2 separate regions of the Homo sapiens genome follow, and region 2 is linked to region 1. Evidence: chromatin loops called from intact Hi-C (ENCODE). Cell type or tissue: breast epithelium. All regions are shown on one strand. Each heading gives the region's core, and the rest is flanking DNA. Links, peaks and the distances in the headings are about the cores only.

Region 1 (7,138 bases), core at 834-5,833:
AGTGCTGTGATTACAGGCATGAACCACTGCGCCCGGCCTATACATTATTTTTAAACTGAGACTAGACAAGAAGAGAACACCGCATATTTATATCACCTCCAACCATGCCTCCCTCCCTCTCACTTCCATTTCTGTGTTATTTCATAGCATCTTATTTATAACATTTGTCATTATAATATCCTCTCATTTACCATAATCCTATAGGAGCTTTAGTCTTATTCCTACATTAAATGTCTTCAGTGCTCACGGCTCACTTTTTATCTGTGTCTCCATCTGTTTGGAGACATCCAAGTTTGTTCTAGAGTCATCTTCTAGAAATCTCTTTAGGATGGCTTCACCAGTCCTGCATCCCCTGGGTCTCACATGCTTTAAGAGACTTACAGTATTTTTAATAAAGCCCATGCTTTTTTCATTTCTCATTAAATTATCTCAATAAATTGAGTCTTTTCTGGATCAGCTATTTTACCCAAGGTACAAATTGGGGAGAGACTAGGTCAGAATTTCCCCAGCTCAAAATGAAGCTCCTTGTGACTCAGAGCCTGTGTGCATGTGTGTATACATGCAGGTGTGTGTATGAGTGTGAATGCATGTGTGTATGCATTAGTTGTCATTATGTCTCCCCAGCTAAAAGAACATGCATTAGTTGTCATTATGCATTAGTTGTCATTGTATGCATTAGTTGTCATTATTTCTCCCCAGCTAAAAGAACATGCATTAGTTGTCATTATGCATTAGTTGTCATTGTATGCATTAGTTGTCATTATTTCTCCCCAGCTAAAAGAACGTGAGGCTGTGCCTGCTTCAACCCCAGTCTCTCTCCCACCTTGCTTCCCTGGCAGCCACCTCCTGCAGGAGTCGCTCGCTAAAGTCACCTCTCACGGCCTCTGCACAACACCTGACACCTGGTAAGTGCTCAACACGTGCAGGGTTTCCTTTTCTCTGTGCAACGTCTCCTGTCCTTCAGTGACACCCTGGGTCATTTCTACAGTAGCCTTGCATCAGACACCCTGCTCCAAGCAAGACACGTGGATTCTGCCTGAGGCTGCGGCATCCCTTCAGGAGTCTTGGCAAGTTGGGCGCTGTGTCTGGGAGCTGCTCTGCTCTCCAAGCCGTCCCATGCCCCGGTTGGGTCTTCCCTCCTTCCACGCCCTTTCACGTGCACTGTAGAATCCATGGTTACGCTGTGAGCTCCATGGAAGCTTGAGTTTGCTTTCTGGCTTTTGTTCTTATTCTCTGGGGACAACTTTAGAAAGAAGAAGAAAATAGAGACGTCTTTACCCTGCTGTCTTAAAATAGAGACAGAAAGTAGGAGAGTTGTTGCCAGGGGCTGACGGGAGGGGAGCAGGAATGAGTGTTGAATGGGGCAGAGCATCAGTCTGGGACGATGAAAAGGCTCTGGAGGTGGATGGTGATGATGGTTACACAACAGGGCTCTAATGCCACAGAGCTGCACACTTAAAAATGGTAAATTTGGCCGGGTGTGATGGCTCATGCCTGTAATCCCAGAGCTTTGGGAGGCCGAGGTGGAAGGATCACTTGAGGCCAGAAGTTTGAGACCAGCCTAGGTAACATAGACACACCCTGCTTCTACAAAAATTTTAAATTAAAATTAAATTTTCTAAATGGTAAATGTTATACGTATTTTACTACAATTAAAAATAAGCAGAAATAGGTTTAAAAAGATAGATAGATAGATAGATGATAGCTAGATAACTACATGATTGACTGCTTGTATTTTGACTGTGTCAATTAAGCAGTTGATTGAGGGCCTCAAGGCCCTCAAACCAGGAAGCTGACTCCCAGGAAGCGGCTCTTGCTGCAGTGCCGACTCGGTGGCTGTGAGAAGCCCCTTGTCTTTTGAGAACCTCAATGTTTATGTCAGTAAAGCAGAGGATGGTTCTCACAGTCTCTAGGTTCTGTGACATCTAGGCTTTTATAATCTTGCTTAATCTTGCACCCTTAAAATGGCCATAAATATAACCAGGTCCCTATCACAAAACCCAGGACTTCCCACACACAGCTCCCCTGCAAGCATGGAAAGCTTTGTGCATAAGACACAGCCCGAGATGAGAGGCAGTGGAGCTGTGGGGGTTGCCAGGGTCGCCCCGTAGCCTCACAGCCATGGCTGCAGGGGCCAGGATCATGTGGCCGGTTCCCAGCAGGCCTTAACCTCCAGTGGCCAGTGCTATCTCAGGAGAAGGGTTCAACGCAATCGTACACGAGAGAACCCAGGCTTGATATTCAAAAGAATCCGGCCCCTGGCTTTGCTGTGAACACAGCCAGACCAGTGCTTGGAAAGACCGAGCGTGAGAGTGCACCAGGAGCCCATAAACCTGTCAGGAGACTGGGCCTCGGCCTGCTTTACCACATGGGAGCTCAGGGCGGAGAGTGGGATGAAGAATGAGTCTGGGAGTCGGTCTGCAAATGACCAAGCTTGTACTAATTTACATCACTTTTGGCCTAAGCACTTGGCTGTGACAAGAGGTTTTATTTCTGCTCCATGAACCCCTCCTCAAAAGGCTTTTTTCTCTGATCGTGAATAGATTTTGGAAAAGAAAAAGGAGGAAAAGAGGGAGGTTAGGTGTCTCACTTCGGTCTGGCCCAGCTTTAGATGGTCATGACTCATTGAAAGTGACAATAAATAGTTCATCATCTGGAGAGTGAAGAAAATAAAAAATACAGCACCGTGTCCCTTGGACGCCGACTCCGGCCCCATGTGTGAACCCTAGAGTGCCTGGGCAGGAGCTCTGGAGCTGGGCTTTGAGGAACGAAAGAGGCTCCTCAGTAAAAAATGACCCGCCTGCACCCCGGGCACACGTCACCCACCCACCACTCAGAACCTCAGCTCCTGACACAGAAGAATGGGGCCTGGGTCCATGACCCCGTCTGCCTCCAACAAACAAAGTGGGCTTGAAGGATCCCTGGATATCACAGCCTCAGTTCATTCAGGCACAAAATTGAACCACTCATCGCTGTTCTGTGCCATGCGTTGGCATTTTACAAGAGTTCAACGCAATCATACACGAGAGAACCCAGGAAAATCATAGCTCCCATAGCTGAGCTGGCCCCAGGCATGCAGGCCACGTGCAGAGGACTAAGGACCACCACAGCGTGGACACTCACCAATCACAGCAGACACGTGCTGGGGCAGATGGGCTGGGTCCCCAGACGGACTGGGAGTTAGCCTTTTAAAATCCGAGTTTGGGGGAGATGGGGATCCAGGGGAGGAGTGTGTGTGGTTGGGCAAGTGGGGTTAGTGTAGGGGCCCTGGGACAGCTGCTATTTACTAACCAGTAGGAAAGTCTTTCCACATTCTAGAAAGCAGCTGCAGCCCTCGTGGGAACGGCTGATGTTGCCTGATTTGTGAGGCTCCGAGCCCTGACCTGGCGAAGTTCCCAGCCCCCACTTCCCACAGAGAGATTTGAAGCAGCTTGTAGCTCCCAGCGCACATCTCACCGTTCCATTCCTGCTCCTCTTTGGGCCTCCCACCTTCTGTCAGGTTTGCCCTCCTTATCTCAGTGTGCAAATTGGCCTTACCTCAGTGGGGTGGGGGGAGGGGGGAGGGATATCATTAGGAGATATACCTAATGTAAATGACGAGTTAATGGGTGCAGCACACCAACATGGCACATGTATACATAGGTAACAAACCTGCACGTTGTGCACATGTACCCTAGAACTTAAGGTATAATAAAAACAAAGATGTAGAAGGAAATATTACTGAAGAGAAGTAGCCAGGGAAAAACACCCCAAAGTCCTTGCCCTTCCCTGCGTCCTGCAACATGTGAAAACAGACCATCCAAACACTTCATTTTAGTCAACATTAATCGGGTATTTCTTCCAGACAGGACTTGGAGGTTTTTAGTTTTAATTTTTTATTTTAGTGTAACTAGATTTGGTGCAGTGCCTGGCACACAGTAGGTGCTCAATAAATTATTTAAAATATTTTCAATAAGTTTTATTCACCTGTTAGTTAATAGGAGAATTCATGTTGGTATAATTATAATCAGATATCTTAGTGAAAAAAGTGAAAACTCAGGTGACAAATAAGCAAACCCTGAGGGGACTCTAACCAGCAACAAATCAGAAAGCAGGGTTTAGTGAGAGTAAGTTTCCTTGTGGACAACATGCCTGTGAACAAAGGTGCTAAGTGTGCACTTCTGCTTTTAAATGAGCAAAAATGCATACATGCAACTATTAGAAATTTAAAATGAGTTGAGGAACAAGAAAACTGATTAAAGAAAAAAATTGTTATTGAATTCATAGATTGTATGCAACTACTAAAAGGAAACTGGGTATATCAGCCTGAAAGTTTACTTCAAAAATGAAATGTCAATCAGGCGCAGTGGCTCATGCCTGTAATCCCAGCACTTTGGAAGGCCAAGGCAGATGGATCACCTGAGGTCAGGAGTTCAAGACCAGCCTGGCCAACATGATGAAACCTCGTCTCTACTAAAAATACAAAAAAATTAGCTGGGCATGGTGGCGGGCACCTGTAATCCCAGCTACTTGGGAGACTGAGGCAGGAGAAATGCTTGAACCCAGGAGGCGGAGGTTGCAGTGAGCTGAGATCATGCCATTGCACTCTAGCCTGGGTAATAACAGCGAAACTCTGTTGCAAAAAAAAAAAAAAAAAAAAAAAAAAAAAAAAAGGTCTCCTAAAGGAAACAGGACCAGATGTGCTGGACACCTGATCAGGTATGGTAGACACTTAACTCAGTGTGGTAGACACCTGACCAGGTATGGTAAACACCTAACTAGGTATGGTAGACACCTGACCAGGTATGCCACACACCTGACTAGGCATGCTGGACACCTGACTGAGAATGCTTTATCCTGATGGACAAGAGTTCATTCCCCAGAGTCCATCTTCCTTCTCAGAGCTGATCCCCTGGTAAGGCATTTAAACTGTGTTTCTAAGTGGATAGGGTATCTTCCATGTGACTTCAGAAAAATCTAAAATGATAATAATGGCTGGTATTATTAAGCATTTGCTATGTGCCTTGCTATGTGCCAATGTCACAGACATTGTTCTGTTTAATGCTCACAATACTTGTATGAGATAATTTCTTACAAATGGGGAAACAGATTTGAAATGGGAAAACAACTGTTTAAATTCCCATGAACAATAATCAATTGATCTAAGCCCAGGTCTGTCCCAAGTCTGGCTGTCAGCCCTGTCACCTCCTGTCCCAAACAATATCACTGGTGTGAGCCCAAGGTTACACCTGTATAACAAGACCCTAAATAAGAATGTTGTGAGCTATACAACAGGAGGCGATTTGAGGGGCTGGTGTTAGCAGTGCTGCAGACACTTGGAGACGATAGTCATTGGTGGCGTTGTGCCACAGGAAAGCATTTAAAGGTTTAGAGATGCTTTTGCTTGATTGATAAGGCAATATTCTCAAACTTGATCTCATACACCATACTAATACATCTTTAGATCAGTATACCCGCACATCCATGGTACACATGTCCAAAGTGTGTTTTCATAAAATGCAAACACTGAATGTATTCTTGAGGCTGAAGTTGTATATGCCTCTTCATGAGAAAAACAGGATATTTTTTCTCTTTAGTGCTTGAGGCAAGCTTGAAATACAAGTTAATAGGACCCAAAGTATCTCTATTTTATGTTATTAAAGGTAATCTTCTTTAATTAACATAATCAGAGGAAAATAGTATACTTTGGAGACCAAAAAAAAAAGTGGCATATCTCAGATCAAAGGTTTTTCCTGGTGATTGTGTTTGATTGTCTTTTGAAAACATGCATCCTAAGAGTTTCTAGAATGCAGCAGTTGGAATTTTTACTTTATTTACTTTATATACTTCTAATTCTGACTTTTATATCGTAAGACAATTGGTGTGTCTGTTTATAATGTTGGGAATGTGGAAGGGGAAAACTGTATATTTTCTTAATTTTGCATGAATACATTTATTTCTAGCACTGTAATTACTGTTTTTGAACAGCTTCACTGAGAACATAGCATGCCACTGGCTGGCCCCCAAGTTTCTGGTGCCTTCTCAGCCTCATCTATGAGAGGATAAAATAAAAAGTCCTGGGCACCCAAGCGCATGATCCTGGTGTATGCGTGCTTTGAAGAACAGCAGAAGTCCAGTAGAAGTTGGACTTCGCATACAAATGTGCAAGGTCTGTCGAATGAAGCTTTTCTCTCAGTGGTGCAAAGAAAACCCTCGTGAAAATATGCATGATATGCACACAAAGGGCTTGGCGTGGGCCCAGCCTGTGGTGCACCTGGTGGGGAACAGTATTACTGCCAATACTGCACCTGAACAAAGCCATACACTTCCGTGGATGTCTCAGGAGAGCTGCTGTCATCTACGGAGAGCAGAACCTGAATGAAAATAAGGCAGAGGAATGGAGAAGTATTTGTGGGCATGGCTTGTGGGGTCCAAGGGCAGTGGGGTCTGGAGGATGACTGTAAAGACGACTGCCTGGGAGGCAGACTAATTGTTGAATAAGCTCACTGAGGCCGCCCACCACCCCCACGCACACATTGCAATGATTGGCTTGATTTTGAGCTGGAACAGGAGGCTGCCATGATGAAATGCCACAGGCTGGGCGGCTCGAACGACAGAGGTTCATTTTCTCACAGCACTAGAGGCTGGAAGTCCAAATCAAGGTGTCCTTAGGGTTGGTTTCTGGTGATGACTGTCTTCCTGGCTGGCAGATGACAACCTTCTCACTGTGTGCTCACATGGCAGAGAGAGACAGAGATGGAGACACAGCTGGAGAGAGACAAAGATGGAGACAGAGACAGAAACAGAAAGACAGAGACACAGAGATAAAAATAGAGACAGCTAGACAGAGACAGAGAGAGAGACAGAGAGAGGAGACAGAGAGAGGAACACACAGACAGAGATACATAGACAAAAATAGAGACAGCTAGACAGAGACAGAGAGAGGAGACAGAGATAGAGAGAGGAGACAGAGAGAGGAACACAGAGACAGAAATACAGAGACAAAAATAGAGAGACAGAGACAGCTAGATAGAGACAGAGACAGGGAGAAAAACAGAGAGACAGAGACAGGGAGAATAACAGAGAGACAGAGACAGAGAGACACAAAAATGGAGAGAGACAGCAAGGAAGAGATGAGACAGAGAGCGTAACCTCTTCC
Region 2 (6,222 bases), core at 9-5,008, 49 kb before region 1:
CCAAGTATTATATTCTAATTTGAAAAGTTTAAAAATAATGACCTGGAAGTAAATAACCCCTAATCCGAAAGGTGAGCTGTAGTCGGTAGGGTCTTCCATGTACTCAGGCTCACAAAGGAGAGAGATGGTGGCTTAAGGAGTCCCCAGCTGTGCCCCCAAATCTCCTCTCAAAAATATGTGTAGCCCAGGCTGCACCCAGCCCTGAAACCAGCCCAAGGCTCTCCTTTCCTCTGCTGTCAGAAGGAGGGACGCCTAGGGTCAGGAGGGGCTTGCTGTGGCACCTCCCACACACCCCCATGGCCAGCTGACCCCAGTGCGCTGAGGCTTTCAGGACTTTGCTGAGTGTGTGACCACGGGCAGCTGCGAATGACCCTGCGGAGGGGATGGTGCCAGCCGTGTGGCCGGCAAGCAGCAGGCTGTGGTGGCAGGTAGGAACTTCCTTCTGCTCAGGGAATTGCTGCTGGTATCAACACAGCCCGAAAGAAATATGCTGTATGTCATTAACTTAGGTCTGTTTCAATTACATTCCATCAGAAAACTGACTCTGCCTTTTTGTGGAGAACTTGACTTTACGGGTTGGCTCTGCTGGGAACAGGTTTGTAGAGGAAGGGCTGAAACACGAAACAAAGAGAAGGTTCTGAGAAAGGCCAGGACGATATCCTGTTGTTGTTCAGTGATTCCCTAAACAGAACACTTTGTGAGGGCCCTGCTGGAGGCCCAGGGTGGCTGTTCCTAACAATACCAGCAGCCAGAGGAAGCTGTTAGATGAGTGGGTCAGGAGGAGGCGGTGGCACTGCCCAGGAGTCATTTCTGGGTCGTGTGTGGTGGCCACAATTTGCAAAACAGGAAGGAGAAGAAGAAAAAATGATTGGCAAGTGGCAAAAGGAAGGCAAAAGTCGCACTCTGCTCCCTGAAAGGCAGCAGAATTAAATGGCCAGCAGGACCAAGCAACATCCATGTGGTGAAGGAACCAACCTGAAAGACAAACAGAAAGAAACGCTGGCAGGTGGGGAGTTAGGGGAGTCCGTGAAGGGCATGGCACTCACCAGGAACCAGCGCAACGCCCCCTGCAGCCTGATCTTCCTGGCACCGAAGCACACGGCCTGGGAGCTTGTGGAAGACACAACATTCCGATTCAGTAGCTCCTGAGAGTCTGTGTTTCCAACAAACTCTCACTGCTGCCGGCCTGGGGACCACACTTAGAGACTAAGAATTGCGTTTGCTGCTTCTCCCACCTTCCGCACGGTGGGTCCACCCAGGGAGCTTTAACAACTGCCAATGCTGGGGCCCCAGCTTCTCCACTTGTGATCTAACCGGTCTGGGGTATGGGCTGGGCTTCAGAATGTTTTAAAGCTCCCCAGGTGACACTAATGCTCAGCAGTTTGAGAAGCACTGATGTGGATGAAACGATAATAAGTAACCAGTGGCAATGTGGAGAATTTCAGCCAAGCAATACCCTCATAGACTCCTAAAAAGCCTGAATCCTGGATAAACTTTCAAATCACAGAAGCACATCTTTGTGTTTCTTCTTCATTGGAACAGGTGATAACTGTGCAAATAAAACCAGTTGCCTCCCAAACTGCTCTGAGTCTAAAATAGGACCAAAGAGAAAGAAGTTTTCAGAAAACAAGATGGCCAGTGCATCAGGAGTGAGTTCATCTGGACAGGAAGAGAAACTCACAGTGTCTCCTCTCCTAGGGTGTCCATCATCAGCTCCACCTCTTCCTGAGGCCACCTCCACCTCACCACTTACGTCAGCTCTTCCAGTTCCTGAGCTCAGCTGAACTACCTAATTCGGGGATCTTGAATATCAGCTAGAATTTTGCTGGGTTGAATGTAACAAACAGGAAAAATCCATGACTTATAGGAGATTGAAGGGTATCTCCCCCACACAGCTACGAGACTGGAGGTGGTAGGGCTGGGCTGGGGTGATGGCTTCCCGGGCATCAGGGTCCCAGACTCCTTCATTTCATCTCACTCACTGCTCTGCCTCATGGTAAAAAATGGCTGCCCAGGTGCCAGCCAGCACTTCCGCACAGCAGCCAGGAGGACGAGCAGGGGGCAGCTTTTACGCTCTCCTTTAAGGCAGTCCTGTCCATTGGTCAGAATTTAGTCCTGTGCCCTTCCTAGCTGTGAGGAGGATTGCAAAGTGTTGTACTTGCCAAGACAGAAGTCCCAAGCTACAAAGTTGGAGAAAGAAGAATTCATACTACAAAGAATCCAGTAGTCTTCAACAAGTCCTCTTTTACTTACCCTATTTGACTTCCTACATCTCTTCTCTAACCAGTAATTCACACGAGCCAGGTACTATGCCAAGCCCTTCATACCCACTGTTGCGTTTAGTCCTCATGCAACCTCATGAGGGAAAATTTTCAGAATCCAAATGGAGTTCCCTGTGTTAAAACCCTGACACGCTGGGGAAGGCCATGGAGGGAGGGCTCTCATGAGTGAGGCATTGCAACTTTTCACAAAAAACCACTTCTGCCAGGACATCTGCCAGCAACTGCCTGTCCAGCCTCAGACAGGCATCACCCTTGTTATTGATCCTTGTGGCCCAGGATAATTATCTCAAAACAATTCTGCAATCCTCATTTTCTTAAAAAAAATTATCTCTTTTTACTTCTCTGGATAAGCAATTAGTTTACCATGGCACACACATGCCCATCTTAATGCCTACGCCCGAATAAACACCATTGTCCTTTAGATAGTTTCCTTCTTTGTTATTTAGGTTGACAGAGGTCAGCTTCATTTAGACAACTTGCCAAGGTTACCCAGCTTAGTTTAGGTAACTTGCCAAGGTTACCCAGCTAGCAGCTGATGTAATTAAGGTTTGAACCCTGGTATGTCTCACTCCAAAGCTATTAACAACTCCGACGTTTCCGGCATGGGTTTGATAAACAGACCCAGAACCTCACAGTAGAGGCTTCTAAGCCAATTCATTCATAAGTGCCTGAGCCCCGCCCCTGGAGAAGCCAGATCTGCACATCACAACTGTGGGCTCCTGCACTGCAAAGGCTACCGACTGTACTTTAGTTTTGCTTTGCCTCTTCCTCCTCTTCCTTCTCCTTCTTCTAAGAAAATATTCCAGGAGCTTCCAGAGTTGTGTGGTGCAGCAAAGCTCTAACTTCTCTCCTGAACTTTGATTTCTTATAAGCTTAATAGAGCCGGGTATTCAAGTCATAGCGCCTTGGCTAAAGAAGCATTACTGAATTGTTCCCATTGGCTTGTGAAATTCTTTATATAAAATATGAGCTTGTTTCCTTATTCCTTGTCTCCATAAACAGAAGTCAGTGAGCCCACACCAACATCCCTTTAATGATTTCAGATGATCCAGTACCTTGCCTTGTCATTCCCAATATAAATCTCATCAACCTTTAAATTACATGTGGAGCGGGAGTCTACACCATAAACACCAACCTGGGGAAATACATTCGACATGATTTCTTACAGCAGCCCCTAACACGACCTGTTTTCCCTGAGGTTGAGCTCTGCTTCCTAAATATGCAACAAGCAGGCAAAAATCAGGCTAATGGATCATTCTGATCCGTTGAGTTATGGTTTATTTGAAGAAATGTTCATTTCCTCAGGTCCCTTAGAGCACATACGAGTTTCACACTTGCTGAAGGTGAGTTTCTCGACATCACTAGTCCTGTGGCTTCCCATGCAGCCAGTGCAAAGGGAAATGTGCAAGAGAGACGCCTTCTTCCAAGTGCTGCTCTTCGCTTTAGACGATTAAAAATCATCTCTCGATAGCCCCTCCACTGCAGAGCATTTTCATACACGTCTTTCCGTCTGCAAACTTTTGTTGGAGAAAAAAAAAAATCTACCTAAGCCAGTCTCCAGGTATTGTGTCTACAGCTGGGTGCATCTGATAAGGAATAAACTTGAGTTATCACCAGGGGCTCTGGAGTCAGCATCTAAGAAATGACATTTGGAGAGAAGATGAAGGATCCCCTGAGCGGACATCCAATGATGGTTATGATAAGGTCCAGGAGCCTCTGTGTGCAGAAATGTTTATGTAAAATCAGATCAAATAAAAGGTCTCTCCCTGGTCCCTCAGCCAAATCATCTTTCACTTAGTGTAGTTAAACAAATATTGCTCCGGCTATATCAGATTTAACCTTTTTAAATGTGCACTGTGAGTTTGTCCAACCTTTGTTTAAAAAGAATAGCACTTTTGAGTTCAGGCCTCTCTGAGGAGTTTTGCTTTCCTGCCAATCTTTAGGAGAGACCTCCGTCCCCTTGTTTAGGTTTGGATGGAGAACCAGGAAGACAGACATAGGTCACTTTACCAGGCTGCCTGAAAAACACCCACAGCACTGAAATAACTCTCACCAAGAGAGACACCAGCGGGGCGGGCTCTAATTTGGAATTGAACCAAAACAAGCCAAAAGGGACCTCAAGAACCATCTGGCCAAGAGCATGGGGTTCGAGGTGGACTTGGCTTCCAGACCCGGCCCTGCTTCATGCTGAATGGGAGGGCTCACAAGACCGGAGGTCTCAGGCTCTCCAGACCCAGCTTTCCTATAGAAAATAGGGAATAGGGATGGTAAAAGTAACCGCCTCGTCTAAGTGGTTGTGAAAATTAAATAGGATCCTGTGTAGGAGGTACTTAGCATGGTGCAGGGAACTGTGTAAGCTTTTGTTAGATTTTCCCTGGCCCCAGACGGCATACGTGGTTAATTTCTGTACCAGGACTAGGAGCCGGTTCTCACTGACGGCCATTCCTCCTCAAGGGGGAGTGTCGCGGGGGCGGAGCAGACAAGGCTGACCATGTCCCCTAGTGCCCTGGGGCCTGCCTCACTTCCCACAAGCATGGCCCTCTGCAGTCTGCTCTCAGGCGCATGAGGCCTCACTGTGCCCAGACCACATCTCCAAATTCAACCCCTTCCACTGCATTCTGCTGAGCCGGAGTTTAGTCACAGAAATGCCAAGTCCCGGAGCAGTGGTGTTGCCATCCTAAAGTGGGGGTGTTGTGCTTTTTGGGTGTGCCATGCCCCTTCCTTAAGGCCTGTAGTTACACTGCTTTCAGCTACTGGGACCCCCTGGGCCAGCCGTCCACCCTCCCTCCAGGTGTCTGTTTAAATGGCATTTTCTCAGACATCCCAGTACAGATTAGAACTTGTTACACACCCGTACAGCACCTCGTGATTTTCTCTTCAACACAGCATTATGAACTTGGATGGTTTCATTTCTCTCTCTTTTTTAGAGACAAGGTCTCTAAAGAATCATCTCCGAAAACACACTCAAGGTTTGCAGGGCACAGCAAGGAAGTGTCAAAAGAAACACATTGCCGAAGCACGATAGCGCCACTCAGGTCTTTCTGGAAGGACCTAAAATGGACACGCTCTCTCTTCCCCCCTCCCAAGAGCTGATGACGCTGTTGAAAACCTAATAAGAGAGGAAAGACCCAGGTGGAAATGCTCCCTGCTTCCCCGCTCTGGGCGACCCCAGGGCTGGGGTGAGAGGGGACACACCCACCGCTTGTGTAAGAATCCCCCATGATTTCTGACACCTGGTTGCTAAAAAATCACATCATTCTGCAGGCAGTCAGTGAAGGACGCTATCTGAGCCTCTTGCTAACCCAGCTACATAGCTTGGGATCCAGTCGGTCCGTTTTGTCTTGGCTAAGAGCACAGCCATTTCGCTAGCACTCGATAACATGGGGTCTCTAGGACTCCATTAAAATCTTAGGGACTTCACACCAGGATAAAGTACACTCTCTTGTCATTTTCCATTTTCTAGGAAGACTTCTATAGTTCGATTTTTTTTTTTTTTTTGAGACAGAGTCTCATTCTGTAGCCCAGGCTCGAGTGCAGTGGCACCATCTTGGCTCACTGCAAGCTCTGCTTCTCGGGTTCATGCTATTCTCCTGCCTCAGCCTCCCAAGTAGCTGGGACTACAGGCACCCACCACCACTCCCGGCTAATTTTTTTGTATTTTTTTTTAGTAGAGACGGGGTTTCACCGTGTTAGCCAGGATGGTCTCGATCTCCTGACCTTGTGATCCGCCCACCTCGGCCTCCCAAAGTGCTGTGATTACAGGCGTGAGCCACCACGCTGGTCTATAGTTACATTTTTAAAAACACAATCGCTGAAAGCAAACATGGCCAGGAGACTTAGGGTGAATCTCCGTTAATCACTGAACGGGAAGAGCTAGCTTACAGAAGTTAGGAGCTAAAACAGAACTTGGGAGGACCACACCAACGAAAGGGACAGAGGG

What was found. Hi-C counts contacts between places; a loop is a spot of excess contacts. Peaks named below come from ENCODE experiments on the same cell type or tissue, not always from the same donor. Only the 100,000 strongest peaks of a DNase experiment are listed, where the experiment ranks them.
Region 2: it touches region 1 in a loop (6-fold over the local background); 1 of 110 quality-filtered maps calls a loop at or near these places.

Annotation. Positions count from the first base shown.
Region 1 is chr10:3,209,568-3,216,705 of GRCh38, reverse strand. No RefSeq gene overlaps it. Among named protein-coding and RNA genes, the nearest start is that of PITRM1, 40 kb to the right of the region's middle. RefSeq lists enhancers at 1,637-2,137, 2,138-2,638. In breast epithelium, for the core only: no CTCF peak of the experiment used is centred there; a DNase peak (open chromatin) is centred at 3,351.
Region 2 is chr10:3,258,794-3,265,015 of GRCh38, reverse strand. No RefSeq gene overlaps it. Among named protein-coding and RNA genes, the nearest start is that of LINC02668, 4.4 kb to the right of the region's middle. RefSeq lists a silencer at 2,003-2,168. In breast epithelium, for the core only: no CTCF peak of the experiment used is centred there; no DNase peak of the experiment used is centred there; H3K27ac peaks cover 2,126 bases.